Linked DNA regions of Homo sapiens: regions 1 and 2 are each linked to region 3. Evidence: chromatin contacts called from ENCODE Hi-C or POLR2A ChIA-PET data. All regions are on one chromosome and are shown on one strand. The core of a region is the stretch at or near the end of the contact, and the rest is flanking DNA. Distances in the headings are between cores, read along the strand shown.

Region 1 (3,322 bases), core at 454-2,953, 4.4 Mb after region 3:
CTTCATTATTCGCATCAGATTTATTCAACAACCTCTTTCCAAATGATCCCAGCCCCTCCGTTCCCATAAACACTTGTAGGTGATTGTCTTTCCTGATTGGTAGTTTGCTTGGGTTGTTGTCTGCCACGGTTGGGGGTGGGGAGGTGTCCCACAAAGATGCCTCCAAGATACACTTGAAAAACAAATCCTCCAAGGTTCATTATTTCCACCAGCTCTAATCCACCCCTCCCCCAACACATACAGAAACACACTCCCGCATCTGTCTTTATTGACAGACAATTAAGCTCTGAAGGTGCGTGGGGAGAAGTCATTCTTTGGGTTTCTCCTAACCCTTCCTAACCCCTCAACGCCTGTCTCGTCTCACAATTTGTCAGACTGATTGATTTTCCCCTATTTCCTTTCAGGTCCGCTCCTCCTCCCCGGTCGCCCTGAGCCGCGTCCTCCTGTGTACTGGGTCCTGCGTGCCCAGCACTCATTCTCTTTGACCGAGCTCTTTCAAGCCCCCCTCCCCCCTCCGCCCCTTCCCCTACCCCCCTGGAGCCTCCGTCCCTCGGTCTGTCCATCACCAGCTGGCGGTAAGGGATACTTACTTGAGCCCTAAGCCATTCAAGTGCTGTCCTATTAGCCTAATGACATCCTCATCTGACTGGGAGAGCCGCTTCTTCTTCTTGAGGCTGCTGCCCAGTTCTGGGGTGGCCAAGGAAGAGGAGGCGGCGGTGGTGGCGGAGGCAGCTGCGACGGTGGCTGAGGATGCGGCGGCCGCCCCGCCGGGAACCCCGTTATTGACATTCAGGCTGTTGCTATTGTTGCTGGCGGCGGAGGGGGCGGAAGGCAGGAGCCCATTGGCGTGGGCCAGGTCCCCCGCGGACGACGACGACGAGGGGGACGACTCCCCGTTCTGGGCCGACAAGCAGGCGAGTTCCGGGGTCTGTCCCTGGCCCCCGCCGCCCCCTCCTCCTCCACCGCCGCCGCCGCCACCTCCTCCTCCTCCTCCTGCCCCATTGGCCTGCATGATGCTGCCGCTGACCAGGCTGTGGCCGCTACTTCGGTGGGGGACAGCAGCGGCGGCGGGAGGGGCAGCAGCCGGGGGAAGTCCCACCACTACCACCACGGAGGAGGAGGAGGAGGAGGAGGACGAGGACGACGAGGACGGAGGGGAGAGGCCTGCTCTGCCTGCCGAAGCCCCGGGCTCTCCTACTCCCTCCGCCGCCGAGGCTCGGGGTTTCTTCCGCGGGGGCGGGGAGGCTCCGCCGGTGTCCGAGTCGGAGGAGGAGGAAGCGGAGGCCAGAGTTTCCTCGCCGAGAGAGGCCGTGGTGGGAAGCCGGTGGGGCGAGGCGGGGGAGGGGAGGCGGGGGCCGGGGAGAGGGTCGGGGTGAGGGGGGCCGGGGAGGCGGGGAGGGGGTCAGGGTAGGAGGGTGAGGGTGAGGGTGAGAGGAGGGGGAGGAGGAGGAGGGGGAGAAGGAGGATCCGGGCCCTTTCCCCCCCCCCTCCCGGAGGCAGCTCGGGGTGCGCGGCCCGGGGGTCGCGCCGGGGGGCGCCGCGGGGCGGCTGCGGGGGCGCGGGGCCCGCCGCTGGGCTGAGCCCCGGCAGTGGCTGCGGCGGCGGCGGCGGCGGGCGGCAGCGGAGGCAGCTGCCGCCTCTGTCCTCGGATCCGCTCCGCTCTGCTCCCTGGTGTGTTGATTCTTCCCCCAGCTGCTGCCTAATGGAGTCCAGGCGCTCGCGTCACAGGAAATGCCTATACTGCCCTCCTCACTCACTTCCGGTGGCAGGTATGGAACCTATAGGGGGCCTGTCACCCAGCACGTGCATCGGGGGCTGTCCCGGGGGTCAGGGGAGGGAGGCCAGCGGGCCGGCGGGGTCCGCCCCGACCCCATCCACGACCCCGACTCCTATCCGATCCTATCCCCGGCCCCGCTCGGGCCTTTCCCCTTGCGCCCTGGCTCGGCTGGCTCGACGAGCAGTAAGTTCGTAGCCGCCCTCCGAAGCCGGGCGTGCATGGGATGGCAGAGTTGGCGTGCGTGCGTGAGTCCACCAGTGTGGCATGGGCATGTAAGGTGCGCGGAGGGACTGCACCTTCTCCATCAGGTGCAGAAGGTGAGGATGGGGCAGGGGGCTAGGAGCTTCGACAGGCAGGAACTTCCAGGCACAGGGCTGTGGTAGGCCCCTCTCAATGGTAACCAGGACCGAAATCGGGTTTCACAACCTACTTGTTTTAGGGTGGAAAAACTTGAATTTCCACAGCCAAGTGCCACACAGTTGCTGTACCCGGGGCCATCCCGGGAGCTGTGAGATAATGAGCCGGTGAGACTCTGCTCCACCCTGGGAAGGGGAGTTAGTCTAGAGGAGCATATCTTATGGGGACAAGAAGTCACAAAAAGGCTGTGTGGTGTGTAGAGAAGGGGAGGGACTCTGCTGTTGAGGCTTCACTCTTTTTTAGCACTTGCCCAGCACCTCCTTCTCTCTTCCAGCTGCCTCTTGAGTCACTGCCCAGTTTAGGGAGCAGTAACATAAACCAAACAGTTGCCTCCAAAATATGCATTCTGAGAAGGATTCAGGCACCCATTCAGATCCAGGCTTGAAATTTTTACGTGGCATGTGAGCCTTCTGTGTCATCATGACTTACCAATTTATGTGAATGTAGAAATGCAGCAACAAAGACTGGGCTGAATCTTAATCATTGGCAAATGGTGTGCATTATCCCCAAACAATTATTTTCATGTATGTGGTTGATAGCATCTATACTCAATATGTATAAAGATTTTCTCAGAAATTTAAAGTCTTTCTCTGAAGTAGTTTTCCTGTGGGGAGGGGAAAAAAAACACCTTAGTTTCTAATTAATACATCATACATCGCTGATATTTATTATAGTAATAACTGAAAGTAATTTTGAGGCCTTTGGAGACAGTTGTTTTTAAATTTGGAAATACAATAAAAAATGATGCTGATGAGAAATTAGTAAAGAATCCTGAGGTTTATGGATCCTCAGACAGGAAGAAGTAAGAGGAAGGTCAATGCAGGATCTTACAGGGATTTGGTTTTGTAGTTCTTACTGCTTAAATTTGCTTCCAGGTGGCAGCTGTAATTGCAAGGTGACTCACATACAGTGTTTATATTCACCTGAGGCCGACCTGAGTTCTAGTTGAGGTTCATAGAGCTCTGTCACTGTATCCAGCAGAGCCTGAATTACTAGATAGTTAACACCCTCAGAGAGCCCTGTTTGTATATTAACTTTAGACAACCTTATTATTAAAAGTGTTGTTTAGGCAAAATTTAATTTTTGCAAAATGGTTTATAATAATTTATTAGGCCCATAGCAACATTG
Region 2 (3,607 bases), core at 23-2,522, 4.3 Mb after region 3:
ACATCATCTCAAAAAGAAGGGTCAGTACAATAAGATATTTTGAGACAGAAAGACCACATTTACATAACTTTTATTACAGTATAATTGTTCTATCTTATTATTACTTGTTAATCTCCTACTGTGCCTGATCTATAAATTAAGCTTTATCATAGGTATGTATATATAGGAAAAAACATAGTACACATAAGGTTTGGTACTATCCATCGTGTCAGGCATCCACTTGGGGGTCTTGGAAAGTAGCCCCTGCAAATACAACTGTATTTGTTAAATGAATGAATGGATGAGTAAGACATCGTATTCACTTCTTAAAGATCTTAAAATCTAGAGAGGAGAGAAACATTGCTGTAGGAGAGGATAAACAAAGGACTGTGAAATCTCTGGAGAAATTGAAATCAGGAAGGGAAGGGCAAATCGCAAAAGTCAAGCCAGGAGCATTAAGTTAGATTTGTGCTTTGAGATGAAAACCCCTTACAAATCCTAAGTCAGGGAATGCAATGGTTCTAGAGCCAACTCTAAAGAAAATTTCACACATGGGAAATACATCCTACTGGATATCCGGATTAAAAGCGTTCAGTAGAGACTGGTGCAGTGGCTCAGGCCTGTAATTCCAGCACTGTGGGAGACTGAGGCAGGCAGATCGCTTGAGCCGAGGAATTCGAGACCAGCCTGGGCAACATGGCAAAAACCCCATCTCTATTAAAAATACAAAAAATTAGCCAGGCGTGGTGGTACATTCCTGTAATCCCAGGTACTCAGGAGGCGGAGGTGGGAGGATCACCTGAGGCCAGGAGGTAGAGGCTGCAGTGAGCTGTGACCATGCCACTGCACTCCAGCCTGGGCGACAGAGTGAGACCCTGTCTCAAAAAATAAAATAAAATGAGAAATAATAAAATAAAATTAGCTGGGCATGTCGGGAGGCTGAGGTGGAAGGATTGCTTGAGCCCAGGAATTCGAGGTCATAGTGAGCTCTATCACGCCACTGCACTCCAGCCTGGACGACAGAGCAAGACCCCAGCTCTTTAAAAGAAAAGCGTTGAGTAAATACTTGTTGATTAATTCCATTTCTGGAAATAATCGGATTTATGAAAGAGGCCCTGCCCACCTCTTTGATATGGACTTGTACTAATGAACTACAATTCCCAGCATGCGTCAGAATTAGGGCCGTAGAGTTTTTTAAAATATGGACTACAACTCCCGGCATGCCACACCAGGATTCGAGGACCACACGCCTCAGCCAGCCCCGGCAAGGGCCTATCAGGGGTGGGTCGGGGCATCCGAGCGGGTTTGACGGAAGGAGCGGCGGCGACGGAGGAGGAGGATGGAGGCGGTGGTGTTCGTCTTCTCTCTCCTCGATTGTTGCGCGCTCATCTTCCTCTCGGTCTACTTCGTATCCTTGCCTGAGGCAGGCGAACGCCTTGCCGGGGGACACGGCTGAGGGTGGGCCAGTTGGGCACCCGGGCAGGTGTGTGGGACTAGGGAGGCGCCCGGCGGCGGGCGTGGGCTCCCTGGGAGCTGGCCTGGCCGGGGCGGTGGCGCGGGCCCCGGAGCGGGTAGGAGAGGCTGGCTGCCCTACCCGACGGGCCCTGCTGCCCTGCACGCACTTGCCCTGCCTGGGTTGCCGGCCGCCCCTCACTCGGGTCCGAGTGGGCCTCTCCGGGCGCGCCCCGTCTCGGCCTGCCCGCCTGCTCTCCGCTCGTCCCCGCGGCGCCCGGACCAGCCCTGCCTGAGCCACGGCCGCCCTCGGGAGAGAAGCGTCGCTGTTTTTCTGGGAGAGGCCCTGCGCCGTGCTCTTCGTCGGATATTGGGGGTCCCAAGGGCGGTCGCTTGCGACAGTCGGGTGCCGGGATAAGTGCGGGCCATTTGCCTCCTCCTGTTCCCCACGCAACACCCCCGGCACCCGCCCCTTTGTTCTGGCGGGTGTTAGTACTTGCAGGGACCTTTCACATCCAGGAGTTGACTCATTCGCCAAAGGAGCGAAGTTGCTTCCTTCACTGTGCCGTTTTGTAGTGAGTGTTGGAAAGGAGTTGTTTTAACAACTGTCTACAAAGTGATTATTTTGGTTGTCCCCGGTGGTTGCAGATCTGTAAATTCAATAACTACATCTGCTGTAGTTCCCAATCGTTTCTCAGCTTTTAAATTTTTCTATCGATCCATGTTAAAACTTAAGTTGCAGTATTCAAACTGTTTTCCAGAGCAATAAATGGTGGTTGAATTTAGCACTGCAGTAGCCATGTCGGCTACAACTCTTCCCATCTCTTGACAAAGCATCTAGGCTTAGTTGTTGCCCAATGTTGTATTGCACCATCCAGGTTTAAGTAATTAAATATAAGAAAAAACGTATGAGGAACTCCGCATTTCAGCTTCCTTTCTTGGAAATCACATGTACCTGTTTCTGATCGGATTAAACCATTTGTTTGCTAGAGCATGCGGGCTTTAGGATAGTCGTACAGAGTATATGTTCAGTGCAGCTTCATTTTTCATTGTGGACTGGCATCCTGTTGTAGTGGAAAGGGACAAAATTTGGAATCAGATTTCCTGGTCAGCTAGCTCTTTGCTTGCACATTATTTCCCTAAGCCTCAGTTTTCTGATCTTTAAAATAGGAAATGTTTATTTCCTAGATATGCACAATGAGAATGGTGCTGAGCACCCTAGCACAGTGCCTGCCCCATAGCTAATGTTCAGTAAATATTGCTCTGCCTTCGTGTCCCCACCCTCCCCAATTGAGCAGCAGTTTTTACTTTGATGATATCTAACGACAAGATTTCTGAGTTTTAGTAGGTTTGGGGAGCTGATTGAAAGGGCAGCATCACTTGCCTAAGTTTTGATGACCTCTATGCCCCTCTTGTGATATAAGGAACTAGAGCAAGCTTGTCCAACCCACGGCCCACGGGCTGCATGTGGTCCAGGACAGCTTTGAATGTGGCCCAACACAAATTTGTAAACTTTCTTAAAACATTATGATTCTTTTTTGGTGATTTTTTTTTAAGTTCATCAGCTATCATTAGTATTAGTGTATTTTATGTGTGGCCCAAGGCAATTCTTCTTCCAGTGTGGCCCAGGGAAGCCAAAAGATTGGACACCCCTGAACTAGAGCTTATGCTCAGAAATGTAGCTGGGTTTTTTCTTTTTGCAGTTTGGAAAACCAGGCTTGATAATTTTAAATAGCCCTGGTTTACACCAATTTATGCATTTAGAGAAATGGTAGGTGGAATGTTTGACTTAGACATTACATTAAAATACATTCGGGGGGTGTTTTGATGAAATTCAGCATATTCTGTATTTTAGAATAGTTGCACTAACTTAGGGATAGGAGGTGGAAAATGGTCACGGTAGACTTAATATAGGATATAAGAGTTTTCTTGGACTTTGAACTGTGGACAAAATCTACAGGAAGGGGAAGAGGTGAATATTCCAAATCAGACACTGGCAAGAGCGAAGGTGCAGAGACAGGTATGTTCGTGGATTTCTGGGCTATGGTTAACGAATAGACCATCTGGAGCACATGGTTGATTTTGGCGTCAGTAGAAGGCTAAGTTGGAAAGGCAGGATTACATCAGATTTTGGAGGGCTTGAATGTTAAGGGTGGGAGGGAAGTCTTTCACTTTT
Region 3 (3,795 bases), core at 685-3,184:
CAAAAATTAGGCGGGCATGGTGGTGCGCACCTCTAAGCGCAACTACTCGTGTGGCTGAGAACAAGAATTGCTTGATCCTGGGAGGCAGAGGTTGCAATGAGCTCGGTCTCCAAAAAAAAAAAAAAAAAAAAAAAAAAAAAAAACAGTATCAGGAGCTTTAACTATAGTCTCACTTAACTCTGGCAACCAATCCTATCTGGAAGACATTATTCTCCCTTTCTTAAAACAAGGAAACTATGGGAGAAGCTAAATAAGGAACTTGTCAAGGTTTCACAACTAGTAAGTGGCAGCCAGGATTGGACTCAGGTCTGCAGAAACCAAATGTCTTTGCTCTCAATCATGAAGGCACTCTAATGCCTTTCCAGCTCAGGAATCAAACCCATTCCTTTTAGAGTTCATTGATTTGTTGTGCGGTTAGTCCATTACTGCAACCAATATGCCAAAACATTACCATCTTTTAAATGTTTAAAATGGCTATTAAGTTGTGTTTTTGTTCAACAACCTTAAAACATCACCAAAGTTGAGAATATAATGAATAATTTCATCAGCCCCACGTGGTCAACTGTATATAAAGGTATGGGCTTCTTCAACATTAGAAAGTACTGTGTGTGTATTATCATACATATGCATTAACAAATATTAGGTCAGGCTGGGTACTGTGGCTCACGCCTGTAATCCTAGTACTTTGGGAGGCCAAGTCAGGATGGCTTGAGCCCAGGAGTTTGAGACCTGCCTGGGCAACACAGTGAAACGCCATCTTTCCAAAAAAGACACAAACACAAAATTAGCCAGGCATGGTGGCACGCGCCTGTAGTCCCAGCTACTAAGGAGGCTGAGGTGGGAGGATCATCTGAGCCCGGAAGTTCGATGCTGCAGTGAGCCTTGAAAGCGCCACTGCACTCCAGCCTGGACGATAGAGCAAGACCCTGACTCTCAAAAGAAAAAAAAAAATCGGCAAACTACTTAAATTCTTCTGTGTAATTTCCCAAAGTAATGAAAAAGCAGAAATTCTAAGCAATCTACCAACAATAATCTTGGTCATGTCGAAAAAATAATTCCAAACAGAACTTAAGATGTGTCAGTAAGGTGACAGATCCAATGTTTACTCTGAAATTTACTACACATCCACAGGGTGCAGTAAAAGCAACCGCATCAGTCTACAGTGTACCTGGGTGTTTTCCCCAATTACCCTACCACATTTAATTAAAAATAAATGCAGCCTCAGTTGAAATCCTAAATGCTAATATGCTCGTCTGGGTTATTTCTTCTGAACTCGATAAAACGTAAGGAAAATTTGACTCAAGTGAACTGAGGATTTCTCCTGAGAGGAGGGACAGGACAGGAAAGGAGGTAAGAAAAGGAGTTGGGGGAAAAATGCTAAAAGAGAAGCGACGACTATTGGATTTTAAGTTTTAAAATCTTATTTCCACGAGCAACTCTCGCTCTCCGGGGGAAAAAGGGAGAGGTGAGTTGACTGGGAGTTCATCCCTCTGAGAAAAAGATCCGAAGCGGAGTCTCGTGTTGTCTAGCCCGGGCTCACACTGCGCCTCCCTCCATGCCCGGGAAAACCATCTTCAGGAGCAGATGCACCTGCCGGGGACACGGGGCGAGGGGTGCGGAGCCTCCTCCACGTACAATTCTGGGGCGAGGGGCAGGTCCAACATCCCAGATGGTGACCACCACTGCGCAAAGCCGGGGCGCAGCGACCTTCCACGCCCTGCACCCTCCCTGGCTGATGCAACCCACACAGGTCATTGGTCTCGGCCCCTTACCTAGCGGAGGGTCTCCTGAATTCACGGTCAGAGAGAGCGTCGCCATCTCCACCAGTCCGCTGGTCCACCTGTCAGTACGCCTGGCTCGTGCCAGAACTACGGAGGACCCCGCGAAAGGAAGAAGATGCAACGTGTGCGCGTACCCGACGCCGCCGCAGCCTTCGCTCCGCCCCTGCGCCGCAGCTACTGCCGACACCGCGCACGCCGCGGTGCGACATCGTCGCGCGCCGTCTTCGTCCCCGCCCGCAGGTTCCAGAGCCTGCTACCCCTCCTCTTGGCCGCCAGGGTTAGAACGGCCTGCGTGGCCTTTCGTGCTGCGGTGGGAAAGACGCTGAAGTGGACGGGACTTTACGACACTTCGTCAAGTCAGCAGGTCGTAAAACAGCAGGTTGTAAAACCATCTTTAAGATGGGATAGGCGTTTATGTGAAGCACGAAACAAAAGCATGCACTGTCTTTATGTAAAAAGAAAAGTCCTGGAAGCATACACACGATAGCCATGATTACGTTGGGAATGGGAGAAGTTTTTCTCGTTGTTTATTTTATACATTCCCCCCCGTTTTTTTTTTTCCAAAACAAGAACGTATTTTCAAGAGTTATTTGCGTGTTGAAAATAATGGTTAAAGGAAATATAAAAGACTCTTTAAAAATCACTGCAGGCCGGGCGTGGTGGCTCACGCCTGTAATCTCAGCACTTTAGAAGGTGTAGGCGGGCGGATCACCTGAGGTCAGGAGTTCGAGACCAGTCTGGCCAGCATGGTGAAACCCCATCTCTACTAAAAATACAAAAATTAGCCTGGCATGGTGGTGGGCCCCTGTAATCCCAGCTACTTGGGAGGCTGAGGCAGGAGAATCGCTTGAACCTGGGAGGTGGAGGTTGCAGTGAGCCGAGATCGTGCTACTGCATCCAGCCTGGGCGACAGAGTGAGACTCCTTCTCGAAAAGAAAAAAAAAAAAAATCACAGCAGAGGCCGGGCGCGGTGGCTCAGGCCTGTAATCCCAGCACTTTGGGAGGCCGGAGGCGAGCGGATCTCGAGGTCAGGAGTTGGAGACCAGCTTCACCAACATGGTGAAACTGTAGAGACGGGGGTCTCTACTAAAAGTACAAAAATTAGCCGGGAATGGTAGCGCGCACCTTTAATCCTAGCTACTTGGGGAGCTGAGGCAGGAGAATCGCTTGAACCCGGGAGGAGGAGGTTGCGGTGAGCCGAGATCGCGGCACTGCACTCCAGCCTGGGCGACAGACTGAGACCCCGTTTCAAAACAAACAAAAAATCACTGCAGATAGGCGCAGTGGCGCGCTCCTGTAGTCTCAGCTATTAAGAAGGCTGAGGCAGGATCGCCTGAGCCCAGGAAGATGAGGCTGTAGTGGCCTCGCCGTGGACTTGCCTGTGAGTAGCCACTACCCTCCAGCCTGGCCGACACAGGGAGAGACCTGATCTAAAAAACAAAACAAAAAAACCCTCCGATGCCGCCCCCAATCATGGAGTCCACAGGTGTTTTTTTCAGCGTCTCATCTGATTCTCCCTTTCAAATCCTTTGTGACGGACGTGCATGCATGAGCTCCAGAGATACTCCAAGGTGTATACACACATTCGTGTGTGTGAGCTGCACCCATATTTCAAGGGCTGGTGTTAAAGTACGGGGACCCGGGATGGATTCCAAGAACCATCTCAACCACATCCTCGCCTACACTTTTTCTTAACCTCCCCAAGACATCCTTGTTTTCATTAGGGAGGGCCCCTTAGATTACATCTCCCATGAGACTTGAGGCCAGGCGCGGTGGCTCATGCCTGTAATCCCAGCACTTTGGGAAGCTGAGGCGGGCGGATCACCTAAGGTCGAGAGTTTGAGACCAGCCAAGCCAACATGGAGAAACCCCATCTCTAGTAAAAATACAAAAAAATAGCTGGGTGTGGTGGTGCATGCCTGTAATCCCAGCTACTCGGGAGGCTGACGCCAGAGAATCGCTTGAACCTGGGAGGCAGAGGTTTCGGTGAGCTGACATCACGCCATTGCACTCC

The links. Hi-C counts contacts between places; a loop is a spot of excess contacts on that map. ChIA-PET counts read pairs that join two places held with the same protein, here RNA polymerase II (POLR2A). Pooled maps may share reads with other maps.
Region 1: a pooled map shows a loop between it and region 3 (11-fold over the local background). The contact joins the promoter of WDR26 here to the promoter of EPRS1 in region 3. A Hi-C loop is called at or near these places in 1 of 37 single-sample maps with no recorded cell type and 5 of 50 pooled maps. POLR2A ChIA-PET finds 5 or more read pairs at or near these places in 1 of 52 experiments (BJ).
Region 2: a pooled map shows a loop between it and region 3 (7-fold over the local background). The contact joins the promoter of CNIH4 here to the promoter of EPRS1 in region 3. A Hi-C loop is called at or near these places in 6 of 50 pooled maps.

What each region holds. Positions count from the first base shown.
Region 1 is chr1:224,433,094-224,436,415 of GRCh38, forward strand. It overlaps WDR26 (WD repeat domain 26), which reads right to left and starts at 1,704. Exons shown (of 14, transcript NM_001379403.1): 1 at 591-1,704. The coding sequence starts at 1,312. It also overlaps a transcript of CNIH3 not described here. RefSeq lists a silencer at 1,683-2,082 and an enhancer at 2,423-2,612.
Region 2 is chr1:224,355,607-224,359,213 of GRCh38, forward strand. CNIH4 (cornichon family member 4) reads left to right here and starts at 1,273. Exons shown (of 5, transcript NM_014184.4): 1 at 1,273-1,387. The coding sequence starts at 1,319. RefSeq lists enhancers at 926-1,065, 1,623-2,123 and a silencer at 1,346-1,715.
Region 3 is chr1:220,044,571-220,048,365 of GRCh38, forward strand. It overlaps EPRS1 (glutamyl-prolyl-tRNA synthetase 1), which reads right to left and starts at 1,935. Exons shown (of 32, transcript NM_004446.3): 1 at 1,773-1,935. The coding sequence starts at 1,818. RefSeq lists enhancers at 1,088-1,645, 1,687-2,016, 2,077-2,146.